Linked DNA regions of Homo sapiens: region 2 is linked to region 1. A link is a loop called in an ENCODE intact Hi-C map of the cell type or tissue named here. Cell type or tissue: HCT116. All regions are shown on one strand.

Region 1 (8,000 bases):
CTCTAAGCAGTGCAAAAACTCCATTGCCAAGCCACTTGGAAAGAAGTTATAGAGTGTGGTTAGAAACACTATTTAGAGCAAATCTAGCTCTTCTACTTGCTGCGTAACTTTGGATAAGTTCTCTATGCTTTCTGAGTCTCACTTTTCTCATCTGTAGAACAGGAATAATTACATCTTTACCTTTTTTTATAAGATTGTTGTTGGGATAAAATGACTTAGTATCTGTTTTGTAAGTATATAAAACTTAGCAGTATCTGATACAGAATCAAGACTCGTTATAAGGTCTCTTTCTCGAGTAGGCTGATTTAACTAAGAGTAGTATTGAAACGCAGAACATAGTTACAGATCTAACAACATGGGATAGTGGCCTCATCTTGAGTTTCAGTTTAAATCCTAGCTCCACCACAGACTGACTTTGTGAATTTGAGCAAGTTACTTAACTTCTCTGAATTTGAGTTTCTCTCTCGTAAAATAAGGATAATAGCTCATCAGGGGCTGCTTTGAAGAAAGCACCTAACACAGTACCCAGCCCAGAGCAGCAGACACTTAATACATGTTTGGTTTTTTTCAGTGTTGTGGTTCTCAACCACATTCAAATCACCTGATAGGTTTCTTTAAGCATAGATACCTAAGCCTCATCCCCAGAGACTATGATTTAATAGGTCTAAGGTGGGGCCTGGGCATTCGTATTTCCTAAAGCTTCTCAAGGAGATTCTTTCATTCTTTTTTTTTTTTTTTTTTGAGATGGAGTCTCACTCTGTCACCCAGGCTGGAGTGAAGTGGCATGATCTTGGCTCACTGCAACCTCCACCTCCTGGGTTCAAGTGATTCTCCTACCTCAGCCCCCTGACTAGCTGGGATTACAGGCACCTGCCACCACACCCAACTAATTTTTGTATTTTTAGTAGAGATGGGGTTTCACCATGTTGACTAGGCTGGTCTTGAACTCCTGACCTCAGATGATCCACCCGTCTCGGCCTCCCAGTGTGCTGCCAAGGCGATTCTCATAAGGAGCCAAGACAGAACCACTCCCCAGCAGATAACAGTACATACTGGTTTTGGGGTTTTTTTGTGTTCTTTTTTAAAAAATCTGTCTCCCAGGAGACTGAACAGGATAGTAGGAATTCTGGGAATAGTCAAAAATTTAATACACCTGCAGTTCTAAGCCTTTGATAAGAAATGTGCAGCCAAGGAATTGCATTCCATTTTATTCTGAAAAAAAGTATTCAAAGAGTCTTTTTAAGAGTCTTGAACTGGAAAGGTGGTAAGAAGTTTAGCCTAAGCCTCACACATAAAATATGGGAACTCCCAGTAGGTTGGGGATTTATATCTGGGGGTAATTCCAGGGTTTTGTCCTCCCAAGAGATATAAATTGAAGCCTTGAGAGTTTAATGTGGGGGAGAAAGAAGTGTTCTCATAATGACACCTTAAAAATCCAGGGCTCTGCTAATGCCTAGGGATAGAAAAGCATCATCTGTAATAGCAGGGGGGTGGCATGGGGGTGTATTCTGGTCTCTGTACTTAGGTTTCCAAGATCCAAGTGTGGGTCATCAAGAACCTTCTTTCTCCCCATAGGTTTATGGTATTAGTTACCCAATAAAAGTTGGGTTAATTTTACAACCCAAGTAAAATTTAAGCCAAAAAGGCTTCAGCATTACTCTAGGATTTATGAAAGTAAACATGTGGAGTGCTTGCAGGATTGTGCAACAGTAAAATTTCAATGTCTTTATGTCAGGTATATGATATATTCATTTGTATGTGTATTTAAAGGTTAAGTTTTTAAGAGCTTTGCAACACAAACTATTTTCAGTACTAAACTGAAGATACTTCCCCCACTTTCACCTTTAAAATGATTCTTTTAATGAATGGGAGTAGAGAGAAGCAGAAAATTAGTGTCCTATCAGGTGATTTTTCCACTTGGTTTGCTCCTATACTTTGACTTTCTAGACTCCTACGCTAGACCTTCAAGCTGGGAAGTGAGCACCACAGCACTAACCGCAGTGCCTCTTACGATGTGGGAGCTTAGTAAATAACTGTCTTTTAAATAAATGTCCCTTTGGTCATTGTAAATACTTTAAGAATAGCCATATATTATCTCTACAATTTAAAAAAGCTTTTACATTATCTGATGGGATCATAATGACTTTCCCATGTAGGGCAGAGAAGTCAGTTACTGTGTCCAACTTGTAGATGAGAAAATTGTGGCTCAGAGGGCTCAGACAGCTTGCCTAAGGATGCCCAAATGTTAAACTCAGGAAGAGAATTTTGTTCTCCTGACTTTGCTCTGAGGGATTTTTACTTAGAAGAAACCAAAGGGGAAAAACGGTGTATTTTTTTTTTTTTTTTTGAGATGATATATTGAGGAGGAGCATCCAGGGTTGAAGTCAACTTATACACGTGGCAGGCAGACTTTGGTTTGGCTATGGTCTGCCTTTGAGAAACAGCTGGATGTTCTGCACTCGAGGGATCTTGTGCTCATCGTAGGCCCTCGTGGGAGATGGTAGCCTCTGCCCTTTCAGGTTGAGCCTGCCATCTTGGGTCTTCATCTCCAGCCTTAGATCTCCAGTCCTTTTACCTGGCACATGAATCATGTCATTTCTGGTGTCCCTCTGTCTTCAAGATGAAATCTATTACCCCTCCTTATAAAAAAAGTCTTATAATTTTGAGGCCGCAAAATTTTAATAAGACTATTTTTTTAAATTGTAGAGAAGCATGAAAGCAAACTTTCCATGGACATTTTCTCTAGATTTCCTTGGATTTAGTGACTCAATTCAAACTCTCCAGACTATGGTTTGCCCTGGTCCTCTTTGGGCAGGGTAGAGATAATGGAGGTTCAGCAGTGAAGAGTCACCTAACTGGGCTACCCTCGGGTTTCTTTCCAGCTGCACCCAGCTTCTCACCCCATGGATCCCCCTAATTGACGTGTCAGTTGGAGTGGATCTGTTCGCCCACGCCTTTGTAGCAAATGAAGCAGAAATAATCTGTGCTTAAAAAACAAAAAACTGTAGAACATGTGCCCAGATTTCCAACTCATTTCCTCTTTACTCCTATAACTACATCATCTTCCAGCCCACCACCAGCTGCGAAAATAAAAGCATTTTCTCCCATATTTAAGGATGATTTTGTGCTTCAGGATGACTTTCTGGGGGTGTAGGAAACTTGACCAATGTGACCAACAGATGTTTTAAGAACTGAGCAAAAGCCCAATTCCTTAGCCCAGTCTTTTGTATATTGTGCCCAACTGTGCCCCCTAGTGACTATTTAGGGTATCGCGCAGTCAGAGCTTGCTGTGCCCTGTATGTATGTGGTGCATCAGCTAATGTCTGTCTATGCTTTCTTTCAGAGATGAGTATGAAGAAGATGGATTCTGTCAGCCATACAGAGGGATTGCATGTGCAAGATTTATTGGCAACCGCACCGTCTATATGGAGTCTTTGCACATGCAAGGGGAAATAGAAAATCAGATCACAGGTAGGTAGCACCAATGAAATTATATTTGTCCCTTGAATAACTATTTTTCTCGCCAAAAGTTTTATTGAGCTCCTCTCTTGACAAAGGATTAAGCTCAGCATGGAGGTTGGGAGCAGGACCATAAAAAAGCATGAGACATGATCTCTGTGCTCTGGAATTTACATTAAAGTAATTTATTGAAGGTTGCTCTTAGAGGAAAAGGAAGCTTTGTGAAATCTCACATTCATTCAAACACTCAATAAATATTATTAAGTGCTTTCACCGTACCAGGAACTGAATCTGAATGGGAGAGGTGATGGTGTGTAAATAAGCCAGGTACGTCTCTGCCCTCACAGAGCTTACTGTTTAGAAGCAACATGATGTCGACTGAGAGGGGATGAATTTAGAGTTTAGAGTTCTGGACACTCATCCCAGAACTATTATGACAGTGAACTTTGGGGAAATCGCTTACTTTCCCAAAAAGTCCCCTTCTTCATCTGTGAAATGAGTGATGAAGCAAGATGACCATTGGTCTCTTCTTGCTCTAGCTTTCAATATTTCACTCTTCATTTTTCTTAATTGAAAGTATCCTTTTGATAGAAATCTAATAGCGAAGCACTTACTAGCACACATGAGTTAAAGTAGCATAGGCTGCCTCATAGGATTTTGCACGCATCGTTCTGGTGGTTACAGCAGCTTTGTCCCCTTCCATTAGTGTAGTTATGATGCCTCTGTGTCACGTATCCTTTGCAATCCATTCACATTGTCTTCATGACATTCTAATGAGGTTGCCATATCTAGCAAATAAAAATTCAGGATACCCAGTAACATTTGAATTTCAGATAAACAACGAATAATTTTTTAGTATAAGTATGTCATAAATATTTATCTGAAATTAAAATGTAACCGTTGTCTTTTTCTTTATCTGGCAACCCTAGGGTCTAGGAGAGGTAAGAACAAACCCAAGGCAGAAACATAGAACAGCAAAAGGCCCAGAAGCTATGTGGAAGCTATGTGCTATGAGGAATGTGAAGGAACTGAGAGGAGGCTGGGGGGAAGAGGGAGGAGGACTTTTTTTTTTTTTTTTTGAGATGGAGTCTCGCTCTGTCACCCAGGCTGGAATGCAGTGGCGCGATCTCGGCTCACTGCAAGCTCTGCTTCCTAGGTTCATGCCATTCTCCTGCATCAGCCTCCTGGAGGACTTTTTAACCAACCAAAAGAAGCAACTGTAGGAATAGGTAGTTGCCATTTTCTGAAGCCCTCATTTCAACAGGAAGAGAATTCTGAAATTTCAAAGAGCAGTAAGACTGACAGGGAGGAGCTGTTAAACACCCATTTCAACCTAATGTAAGAATGCCTTAATGTACTTTTAACTGAATATCCACAAAAGCAAGTAGACATTTTGGGCCAGGCACAGTGGCTCACTCCTGTAATCCCAGCACTTTGGGAAGCTGAGGTGGGCAGATCACTTGAGGCCAGGAGTTCGAGACCAGCCCGGCCTACATAGCAAAACCACATCTCTACTAAAAAACAATACAAATATCAGCTGGGTGTGGTGGCACATGCCTGTAGTCCCAGCTATGTGGGAGGCTGAGGCATGAGAATCCCTTGAAACTGGAAGGCAGAAGTTGCACTGAGCTGAGAGCGTAACCCTGCACTCCAGCCTGGGCGACAGAGTGAGACTGTCTCAAAAAAAAAAAAAAAAAAAAAAAAAAAGTGGAAGTTTTGATGTAAATAATTGGTAACCTATTTATAAAAATCCTCTCTTGGAGATTTCTAATGGGTATCAGCCTGGTGGAAAGTTTTTTTTTAAATTCATTTACCTTTGTTTATCCCAGCGTTTCCCAAACTTGTTGGCTTGTTTCTCAAGCACTATTCTATTTCACATGATTAATGTTCTGAGCAACATACTTGGGGAAATAATGTATCAGCAACCTCCTAGGTTTCCTTGTGAGGTGTAAGCTCCTTGTCAATAGCGGTATTCAAAGGTAGGCTGGTGCGCTTTTTGTGCATCTTACCCTACTAGTAAGAGATTAAGCTAAGGAACCACTAATATTCGATGATACACATTGGAACAATTGTACTGTGCTCTTTGAGAACTTCCAAGTGAGTTGCCTCATTTTCAGAAGATGGAGTAGAAAGTATTCCAGCCACAAAGAAATTAAGCAAGTTACCCTAAGTCATCCAGCAACTCTTGCCGTCCAGCAAGACACAGAACTGGATCCTGTGCTCAGGCTCAGCCACTGCGGAAACAAGTTCTGTCCCTACAGCTGTCAAATGTTTTAGAAGCCTCACAAAACTAATAAAAAGCACCAGATGAAACACAAAGTTCGATTGCTTTGTAGTAAAAAATGAAAAATATATTGTACTTTAACTTAATTAATTTTTTTATTAGGAAATGGTACATATGTAATTTAATCCTGTTTTATTAACTTTGTAGTCAAAATGGTTTTTTTCAAGCCAGTGAAAGTAAGCTGCTTAGACATCTGAAATGAATCTCCTTCTCTGGGCCTTGTCTGTTTCAGCACGGCGGATTCCTTGCAATGTGTGTTTATATCTGATATCCGTTGACTAGATAACCAAAGAAGATAAACCCTGGCCTCTGGGAGTTAATAATTGTGTTTGTTTTCCAGCTGCCTTCACTATGATTGGCACTTCCAGTCACTTATCTGATAAGTGTTCTCAGTTCGCCATTCCTTCCCTGTGCCACTATGCCTTCCCGTACTGCGATGAAACTTCATCCGTCCCAAAGCCCCGTGACTTGTGTCGCGATGAATGTGAAATCCTGGAGAATGTCCTGTGTCAAACAGAGTACATTTTTGCAAGATCAAATCCCATGATTCTGATGAGGCTGAAACTGCCAAACTGTGAAGATCTCCCCCAGCCAGAGAGCCCAGAAGCTGCGAACTGTATCCGGATTGGAATTCCCATGGCAGATCCTATAAATAAAAGTAAGTGGTAGCCCCTGACCTTCTGTGCTCTTCTAAGGGTCAGCAACCTGTTGGCACAGGGAAAACTGGACCTTGACCCATAGTGATTTTCATACTGTTAATCAAATTATTTTCCAATGGGCTGAGTACTGTGCCTGAGCATTCAGTGGTGGATTAGACATAGTTATCTTCAAGAAGCTTCATGAAGACAATAATTTTAAAATATTGGAGCTGGTTTCTCAATAACTTAAACATAGAATTACTATATGACCTAGCAATTCTACTCCTGAGTATGTAATCAAAAGAACTGAAAACAGATGTTCAAACAAAAACTCATATGAGAATGTTTATAACAACACTATTTACAATAGCCAAAAGGTGGAAATGACCCAAATGCCATCAGTAGAGGAGCGGTTAAACAAATTGTGGTATATCCAGACAGTGAAACATTATTTATCCATAAAAAGGAATGAAATACAGATACGTGCTACAAACCTGGATGAACCTGGAAAACATTATACTAAGTAAAAGAAGCCAGACACCATTGTATGATCCATTTATATGAAATTTCCAGAATAGATAAATCCATATAGACAGAATTCAGATTAGCGGTTACCAGGGGCCAGGCTAGGGGTAGTGGAGAGTGATTGTTTAATAGATATGGGGTTTCCTCTTAGGGTAATATAAGTGTTCTAGAACCTATAGTGGTGAAGGTTGTACAATATTGTGAAAGAACTAAATAAATGCACTAATGGTACATGTAATGGTAAGTGTATTATAGCATGTATCAGTACATTCTCACATTGCTATAAAGAAATACCTGAGACAGGGTAATTGATAAAAAAAGGAAGTTCAATTGGCTCACGTGTGGTTCTGCAGGCTGTACAGGGAGTATAGCAGCTTCTGCAGAAGGTGAACGGAGAGCAAGCTTCTTACATGGCAGGAGCAAGAGAGTGAGTGGGGAAGTGCCACATGCTTTTAAACGGCCATGAGAATGAGAACTTACTATCCCAAGGACAGTACCACGGGGGGTTTGTGCTAAACCATTCACAAGAACCCTGCTTCCGTGATCCAGTCACCTCCCACCAGGCCCCACCTCCAACCCTGGGGATTGCAATTCAACATGAGATTTGGTGGGGACACAGACCCAAACCATATCATACCGCCATTTTAAAGATATAGATGGGTTTGCCTCCATCCCCTACCCCATCAGCAGCACCACGCAAAAGACTATTTCAGTGTACATTTCCCTTTCATCTAGAATTAATCTCACCGGCAATTTTTCAGTTTCCTTTTGATCGTTAATACTATTTTGTGAGTTAAGTAAATGAGTGCATCTAAAATGCTTAACACATGGTAAGGGCTCAGTAGCAACATTATTATTATTGTCATTACTCCTCCAAACTCCAGTTCAGTTCGACTGTGTAGATTCTGCAGTGCTTTTAAGCCCCTCTGGCCACGTGCGAGGTCTTCTTAATGGGATCTGCTTCTCAAGGGTGCCGACCCCATCAGCACAGAGATAGCCCCCACTTTTGTTAGAAACCCAGAATGCACAGCCTCTGATAAGCATGTTCTGTGAATTACAATACCAACTAGATTCCTTATTACATGATTTCATGT
Region 2 (8,000 bases), 580 kb before region 1:
AAGGTTATGCTTTTCAAAGGATGGATTTGGTAAACATTTCATTTTTGTTTGTTTGTTTGTTTGTTTTGAGACGGAGTCTTGCTCTGTCGCCAGGCTGGAGTGCAGTGGTGCGATCTTGCTCACTGCAACCTCCGCCTCCCGGGTTCAAGTGATTCTCCTGCCTCAGCCTCTCAAGTAGCTGGGACTACAGGCGTGTGCCACCATGCCCAGCTAATTTTTGTATTTTTCGTAAAGACAGGGTTTCATCATGTTGGCCAGGATGGTCTCGATCTCTTGACCTCATGATCCGCCTGCCTTGGCCTCCCAAAGTGCTGGGATTACAGGCTTGAGCCACCAGCCTGGCCAACATTTAGTCTTAAAAATGACTTTCGGTTATATTGGATTTCTTCTTGTATCAAAATAGGACCTGGTGACCTTAAGAAGATTATGATTTCTCTGAGTTGCCAGGGCAGAAATGGAACTAAACCCAGAACTTAGATGAGCAACATTATTTCATATATGAGTCTCCAGAATGACCTAAAATATACCTAAGTTGGTTTTTGTTTGTCTGTTTGTTTATTTATTTAGAGATAGGGTCTCACTCTGCTGCCCAGGCTGGAGTGCAGTGATGCAATTCCCTGTAACCTTGAACTCCTGGGTGAAAATGATCTTCCTGCCTTAGCATCTCAAGTAGCTGGGACTATAGATGCATTATTATTATTGTTGTTATTTTTAGAGATAGGATCTCGCTATGTTGTCCAGGCTGGTCTCCAATTCCTAGCTTCAAGCAATCTTTCCACCTTGGCTTCCCAAAGTGCTGGGATGATAGGTATGAGCCACCGTGTCTGGCCTTATACCTGGGTTTTAAAAGGAATTTTTGGACATAATACGTGAAAGGATTCTCTTGGGTTAGTCTGTGCTGAAGGGCACTTAGCTATTACACACAACTAAGAATTGTTTAGATTTAATATATTTAACAGAGACAGCTGCTAGCTTTTATAGGAAACCTTTGGGCTCCAAAAAGCTCTTAGGAGGTACATAGAGAGATACCATTTGCTTTCTTTCTTTCTTTTGTTTTTTTGTTTTTGAGACAGAGTCTCGTTCTATCACTCAGGCTAGAGTACAATGGCACGATCTCAGCTCCCTGCAACCTCCACCTCCGGGTTCAAGTGATTCTCCTGCCTCAGCCTCCCAAGTAGCTGGGATTATAGGCGCCCGCCACCATGCCCAGCTAATTTTTGTATTTTTAGTAGAGGTGGGGTTTCACCAAGTTTACCAGGCTGTTCTCAAACTCCTGACATCAAATGATCCACCCACCTTGGCCTCCCAAAGTGCTGGGATTACAGGCGTGAACCGCCATGCCCAGCCTGCTTTCTTTATAGAACTGGAGAATAAAATGTTTTCCTGTACAAATGTTCTGGTACCCATGATAAATATCCAACATTTGATAGGAAACAGAATTTCATATAAAGCTGGTTTATTTGGGATTCTGTGTCTTATTTTATAGTCCATATTACATTAAAAAAAGTGAAGTTCCAGTGCTTTCATCCACATAATTGAGCTCTTACAAATGTGATTAATTTATACAAATAGTAAACCATTTCAAAATATATTTAATTTTTATTTTATGTCATTGAAATCTGATTTAGATATCATATATTTGAATCAAATTAGGAAACCATAATCTAGAATATTATTACTTTTTTTCAAAGGAGCTCAGTATTTGCATTAAAAAATTACCCTACGATTTATCTTTGCTTCCTGTTGAAGGTATTTGCATCACAGATATTTTTGAAGATTGTTGGGGAAGATTTAGAAGATATATAACTTACCTATTACAGTTTTAGGCATTTGTTTCAAAAATATATAAAGAACTGCTGTATCTAATGATCTCATAATGGGATTACCATTAACAAAAAGAATTTGAAACCTGTAAAAAGACTGATAGGACTATAATAGAATTTGTAAATATTGATTTAAAAATCATTTCTAATGTGTCCCTTTCAGAAGAAATATTAAAAGCTTTAAATTAAAAGATGAAAAGATTAAGACTGATGATTGTTTTATTTCATTGTTTTGAGAAAAGGTGTTTGGATGGACTGGTGAACTAGGACCTGGAATTTACTGGTTAATTCCTTCCACAACTGGCTGTAGGCTGAGGAAAAAAATAAAACCAGTAACAGATGAAGCCCAACTTGTATATAGAGATGAAACAGGGGAATTATTCCTTACAAAGGAATTTAAGTAAGTTTTGTTTATTAATGTTAGAATTATAACATCTAGACTGGATAGATATTAATAGCCTGTGTTACTCCCTTTGGCCAGCTCCCACCCCCATCCTCAGATTCTAATTCACCAATTCAACTCTTGTGAACAACCTGTATGAACTTGGAGGATGTTCTGCTAAGTTAAATAAGCCAGGCACAGAAAGATAAATACTGCATGATCTCACTTATATGTGGGAACTTTTTTTTTTTTTAAATAGAGACAGAGTTTTGCTCTGTTACCCAGGCTGGAGTACACTGTCACAATCATTGCTCACTGAAGCCTCAGAATCCTGGGCTCAGGTGATCCTCCCAGCTCAGCCTCTTGAGTAGCAGTAGCTGGGATTACAGGGGCTTGCCAGCATGCCTGGCTAATTTTTTTAAAGAGATGGGAGTCTCGCTATGTTGCCCAGGGTGGTCTCAAACTCCTGGCCTCAAGCGAGCATCCTGCCTCAACCTTTCAAAGTGCTGGGATTATAGGTGTGAGCCACCACATCCAGCCTTATATGTGGGATCTTAAAAAGTCAAACCCATAGAAACAGAGAGTAGAAGAGTGGTTATAGCAGCTGGAAGTAGTGGGGGGGTTGGGGATATGTTGGTGAAAGGATACAAAATTTCAGTTTGATAAGAGGAATAAGTTCAGGAGATCTGTTGACAATATGGTGATTATAGTTATATATTGTATCCTTGAAAATTGCTAAGAGAATAGATATTAAATGTTCCCACTAGAAAAAAAGATGATAAATATATGAGATAATGGCTATGTTAATTAGCTTTAGTCATTTCACATTGTCTACATATATCAAAAAATCACATTGTACACCATAAATATATATATCAAAACAAAACAGCTCATTCTCTAGGCATCTGAAAATGTTCCTCCATTTGCAGATCTGGGATTTTCATTTACTTGTGGGTTCTACACATTTGGCAAGTCAACTTCAGTCAAACATCGACAATTTCTCCCTATTGGTAGAGAGGAAGAAGAAAGTAGATTGGAGAAAGGAAAAAAGAAGGGAACTACTACTATTCATTGAGTTCTTACTGTGTGTTGAGATACTGTGGTTGTTCTAGAAGCTTTTTTATCTCATGTAATACTGGACTGAGCCAAAACTGTATTTGGTTACATTAACTTTATAGTTTACAGAAATTGTGTAACGCTATATTACTTCCTTTTGAATGTTATCCTCATAGAACCCTTCTTCAGCCAGGCGCGGTGGTTCACGCCTGTAATCCCAGCACTTTGGGAGGCTGAGGCGGGCGGATCACGAGGTCAGGAGATCAAGACCATCCTGGCTAAAATTTTTAGTAGAGAAACCCCATCTCTACTAAAAATACAAAAAAAAAAAAAAATTAGCCAGGTGTGGTGGCGGGCGCCTATAGTCCCAGCTACTCGGGAGGCTGAGGCAGGAGAATGGCGTGAACCCAGGAGGCGGTGCTTGCAGTGAGCCGAGATCACGCCACTGCACTCCAGCCTGGGTGACAGAGTGAGACTCCGTCTCAAAAAAAAAAAAAAAACCCTTCTTCAGCGTAGTTGCCTTAGTGACAAGAAATAACTAGCTATTTTTATAATTTTAGGTCTACTTTATCAGATATATTTGAAGTAATTGATTTAGATGGAAATGGTCTTCTTAGCCTTGAAGAATATAATTTTTTTGAATTGAGAACAAGTGGTGAGAAATGTGATGAAGATGCTTGGGCTGTCTGCAGAGGTAAGCACTTTTCTTTTCCTTAACAGATGTATAAAAATATATATATAGCACCTTTTCATCTCTAAGAAATGAGAAGTCAAACTTCTGCATGAAATATTATTATAGCATTTAGGACAGTTTGAAAGTAGTATTGTTTGTAGATCATAAAAACTTAAACATTTATTTTTCTTAAACCGATAGTTGGTATAATACTCAAGTTAAAAGAAAGTGTGAATTACTTAATCATAATTTTAGTTTTGATTCTCTACTCTTCGGGGTTTAGAAGACAAAAAACTTGTCCTTGCGCTTGATACCACTGGGCCTGAAGTGGTCAAGAACCACAAACTGTGACCAGGAGAGGGCAGCAAAAAGCCAAAAAGCTAGAGTTTTACTCACAAATTAAGGTTTCCAGGAAGTTGCTTATATTATACATGTTAAACATTCTTCAGTGCTTTTCGTATTTGAGTTGAATTTAAAAAGTCCATTTATGGAAATATTGAAGCCAAAAATGCCAAGATGGACAAAGAAAATCACTGAGAATGAGGCAAAGTCAGTTATCACTTAGAAGGAGTCTGGGAAGACATACTTGCATATTTAAGCCAAAGACCCCAAGGTCGAGGGAAAACCAAAAAGCCATAGCCAACTATAGATCACAGAACAAGAGGTATGAGGAGACCAGAATTCAGTCAAGAGAGATTAACTCACGTATGCTTTCACTGGGATAGCTATATGTGGGTCTTAAAATGGTCTAAGCTTGGCAAAGTGAGCCAGGTTGGGAGTCTGTTTACCTAGACAGCAAGTAGGGTAGAGAAGTATATTATTTATATAAAGGAATCTTTCAGTATTTCTATTTTAGCTGAAAGTTAATATAATCAACAGCAATACATGTATATTGATTTATAATATTAAACTGTGATTAATAAAATTCATAATATACATAATAGAGTATTACCTATAGGAAGATGTAATTATCTTGTAACTTTAATGATATAATCTTTTAATTGGCACTAGAGAACATTCCATAAGAGTGAATTTGTGGCTTTCTGATGGTAAAGTTTGTGATAAGTAAAATTCTAATTTAAAATTTTAATTGAATTGGCAGAGTTGACGGTTAACATTTTTTGATAGCTTACCATCTACCATGTACCAGCTGCTGATCTATGCACTTCTACACACCAACTCTATGAAGTAGTACTTTATTATTCTCACTTTATAAATCAGGAAATAGAATTAGAGGTTAAGTAACCTGACCAAGGCTACACAGCAAGAAAGTTTCACAGATAGGCTCCAGAACTTTGAACTCAATGCTATCAAAAAGTCTCCAAGAGTTATTGACTTGAAAAATGATTTGGAGGAATGTCTACTTTACCAACATTAATAATATTGCAAAGAAATGAGAGCTTTTAAGGTTTTAATGTTTCCCCTGAATAATAAGAAAATGTACTGTTTATCTGTAAGATTATTTTAATAAACTTTTTTTACACTTAAAGATGCTTTATTTTTATTTTGTTTATTAATAAGCTTTATTTTGTTTATTTATTTATTTATTTTTTTGAGATGGAGTCTCACACTGTTGCCCAGGCTGGAGTGCAGTGGCGTGATCTCGGCTCACTGCAAGCACTGCCTCCTAATAAACTTTATTTTTAGAGCAATTTTAGGTTTACAGAAAAAACAGGCTGGGTGCTGTGGCTCATGCCTATAATCCTAGCACTCTGGAAGGCTAAGGCAGTAGGATTACTTGAGGCCAGGATTTCAAGACCAGCCTGGACAACAGAGCAAATTGTCTCTTAAAAAGAAAAAAAAAAAAAAATTGGCCTGTAATCCCAGCACTTTGGGAGGCTGAGGTGGGTGGATCACTTGAGGTCATTAATTCAAGACCAGCTTGGCCAACATGGTGAAACCCCACTTGTACTAAAAATACAAAAATTATCCAAGTGTGGTGGCAGGTACCTATAATCCCAGCTACTTGGGAGGCTGAGGCAGGAGAATCACTTGAGCTTGGGAGGTGGAGGTTGCAGTGAGCCAAAATCATGCTGCTGCACTCCAGCCTGGGTGACAGAGTGAGACTCTGTCTCAAAAAAAAAAAAAAAAAAAAAAAATAGAAATCTTCCATATATTCCTCCTCACCCACAAGTTTTCCCTATTATTAACATCTTGCATTTGTATGATACCTTTGTTACAATTGATGAGTGAATTATTGATACATAATCATTAACTAAAGTTCATAGTTTACATTAGGTTCAGTCTTTTTGTTTGTTTGTTTGAGTCACTGTTAGCCTAGGACGGAGTGTAGTGGTGCAATCTCAACTCACTGCAACCCCTGCCTCCAGGCTCAAGCGATCCTCTCACCTTAGCCTCCTGAGTAGCTAGGACTACAGGTGTGTGCCACCACACCTGGCTAATTTTTGTATTTTTTTGTTGAGATGAGTTTCACCATGTTGCCCAGGCTGGTCTCAAACCCCTGGAGGGTTCACTCTTGTCTTGTACAGTTCTATGGGTTTTGACAAATATGTAACATCATGTATCCACCATTACAATATCATTTACAAAGGACTATCCTTTCTCCATTGAATTGCCTTTGCTCCTTTGTCAAATATCAGTTGAATATATTTATGTCGGTCTATTTCTGGGCTCTCTATTCTGTTCCATTGATCTATTCATCATTATTTCACCATTACCACACTGTCTTGATTGCTGTGGCTTTATAGTAAGTCTTGGAGTCAAGTGTTAATAATTTTTTTTTTTTTGAGATGGAATCTTGCTCTGTTGCCTAGGCTGGAGGGCAGTGGCGTGATCTTGGCTCACTGCAAGCTTCACCTCCCGGGTTCACGCCATTCTGCCTCAGCCTCCCGAGTAGCTGGGACTACAGGTACCCGCCACCACGCCCGGCTAATTTTTTGTATTTTTAGTAGAGATGGGGTTTCACCATGTTAACCAGGATGGTCTCGATCTCCTGACCTCATGATCTGCCCGCCTCAGCCTCCCAAAGTGCTGGGATTACAGGCGTGAGCCACTGCGCCTGGCCCAAGTGTTAATTTTTTAAAAATTAATGAGGATTGAGAATTTTAAGTTTTAAAAAGTAGATTCGTTTTTGATAGTCTCTATAGTACAGTATCTAGATAGGTTTCTTAATGTATTTGTATTATATGTCAAATATTTTTTTCATCGTTTCTACATAGTAGCTCTAACCTCGATTTTTGTGGCTACCATTTCTCTTCATGATTGAATTTAATCTGCATTTATTTTTTCCCCTTGAAAAAGTTATGAATAACTTTAAACTCTTAACTTTTTTTTTTTTTTTTTTTTTTGAGACTGAGTCTCACTCTGTCACCCAGGCTGTAGTACAGTGGCACGATCTCAGCTCACTGCAACCTCCGCCTCCCAGGTTCAAGTGATTCTCTGCCTCAGCCTCCCAAGTGGCTGGGACTACAGGTGCATGCCAGCATGCCGGGCTAATTTTATTTTTTGTATTTTTAGTAGAGATGGGGTTTCACCATGTTGGCCAGGCTGGTCTTGAACTCCTGAGCTCAGGCTATCCACCTGCCTTGGCCTCCCAAAGTGCTGGGATTACAGGCGTGAGCCACCGTGCCCGGCTTCTAAATGTTTTAAGCTATTAATCAGTCAACCGGTTTTACACAGTTATGTCTCTGCTGCTTTTCTCACAATAATGCACACAAAAGAGATGCCATCTCAAATAAGACTACCCATTTCCCTTGGATATATTATAGATGGAAGTTAGGAAATAAAATCTTCCCTGTTGTAGGATAGCTAACAAAATATCCATAATAAATAACGACTTATTATCCATGTTACAGACAAATTCAGGAATTATGCATGTCTAGATACTTCTAGGTAAATTTAGTTTTGCTCATAAATAGTGTTAAAACAGGCATAGACTTACCTGGGAAAATGTAGTTGATTCATGGATTCCAAAGTGCTCCCCATTATCTGTCAGTCTTTCAAGACTTGGGGACAATTTAGCTAAAATTAGAGGAATCAGGCATATAGTAATCTCCTTAAATATGACACTATTCCCGTTTTTCTTTCTGAAACTCAGTAGTTTGGG

Evidence for each region. Hi-C counts contacts between places; a loop is a spot of excess contacts. Peaks named below come from ENCODE experiments on the same cell type or tissue, not always from the same donor. Only the 100,000 strongest peaks of a DNase experiment are listed, where the experiment ranks them.
Region 2: it touches region 1 in a loop (4-fold over the local background); 3 of 110 quality-filtered maps call a loop at or near these places.

What each region holds. Positions count from the first base shown.
Region 1 is chr1:64,134,026-64,142,025 of GRCh38, forward strand. ROR1 (receptor tyrosine kinase like orphan receptor 1) reads left to right here. Exons shown (of 9, transcript NM_005012.4): 5 at 3,344-3,471; 6 at 6,084-6,401. Among named protein-coding and RNA genes, the nearest start is that of ROR1-AS1, 26 kb to the left of the region's middle. In HCT116, CTCF peaks have their summits at 3,255 (motif pointing left) and 3,455; a DNase peak (open chromatin) is centred at 3,246.
Region 2 is chr1:63,553,293-63,561,292 of GRCh38, forward strand. EFCAB7 (EF-hand calcium binding domain 7) reads left to right here. Exons shown (of 14, transcript NM_032437.4): 9 at 2,066-2,223; 10 at 3,822-3,955. Among named protein-coding and RNA genes, the nearest start is that of EFCAB7, 34 kb to the left of the region's middle. In HCT116, a CTCF peak has its summit at 4,297 (motif pointing right); a DNase peak (open chromatin) is centred at 4,309.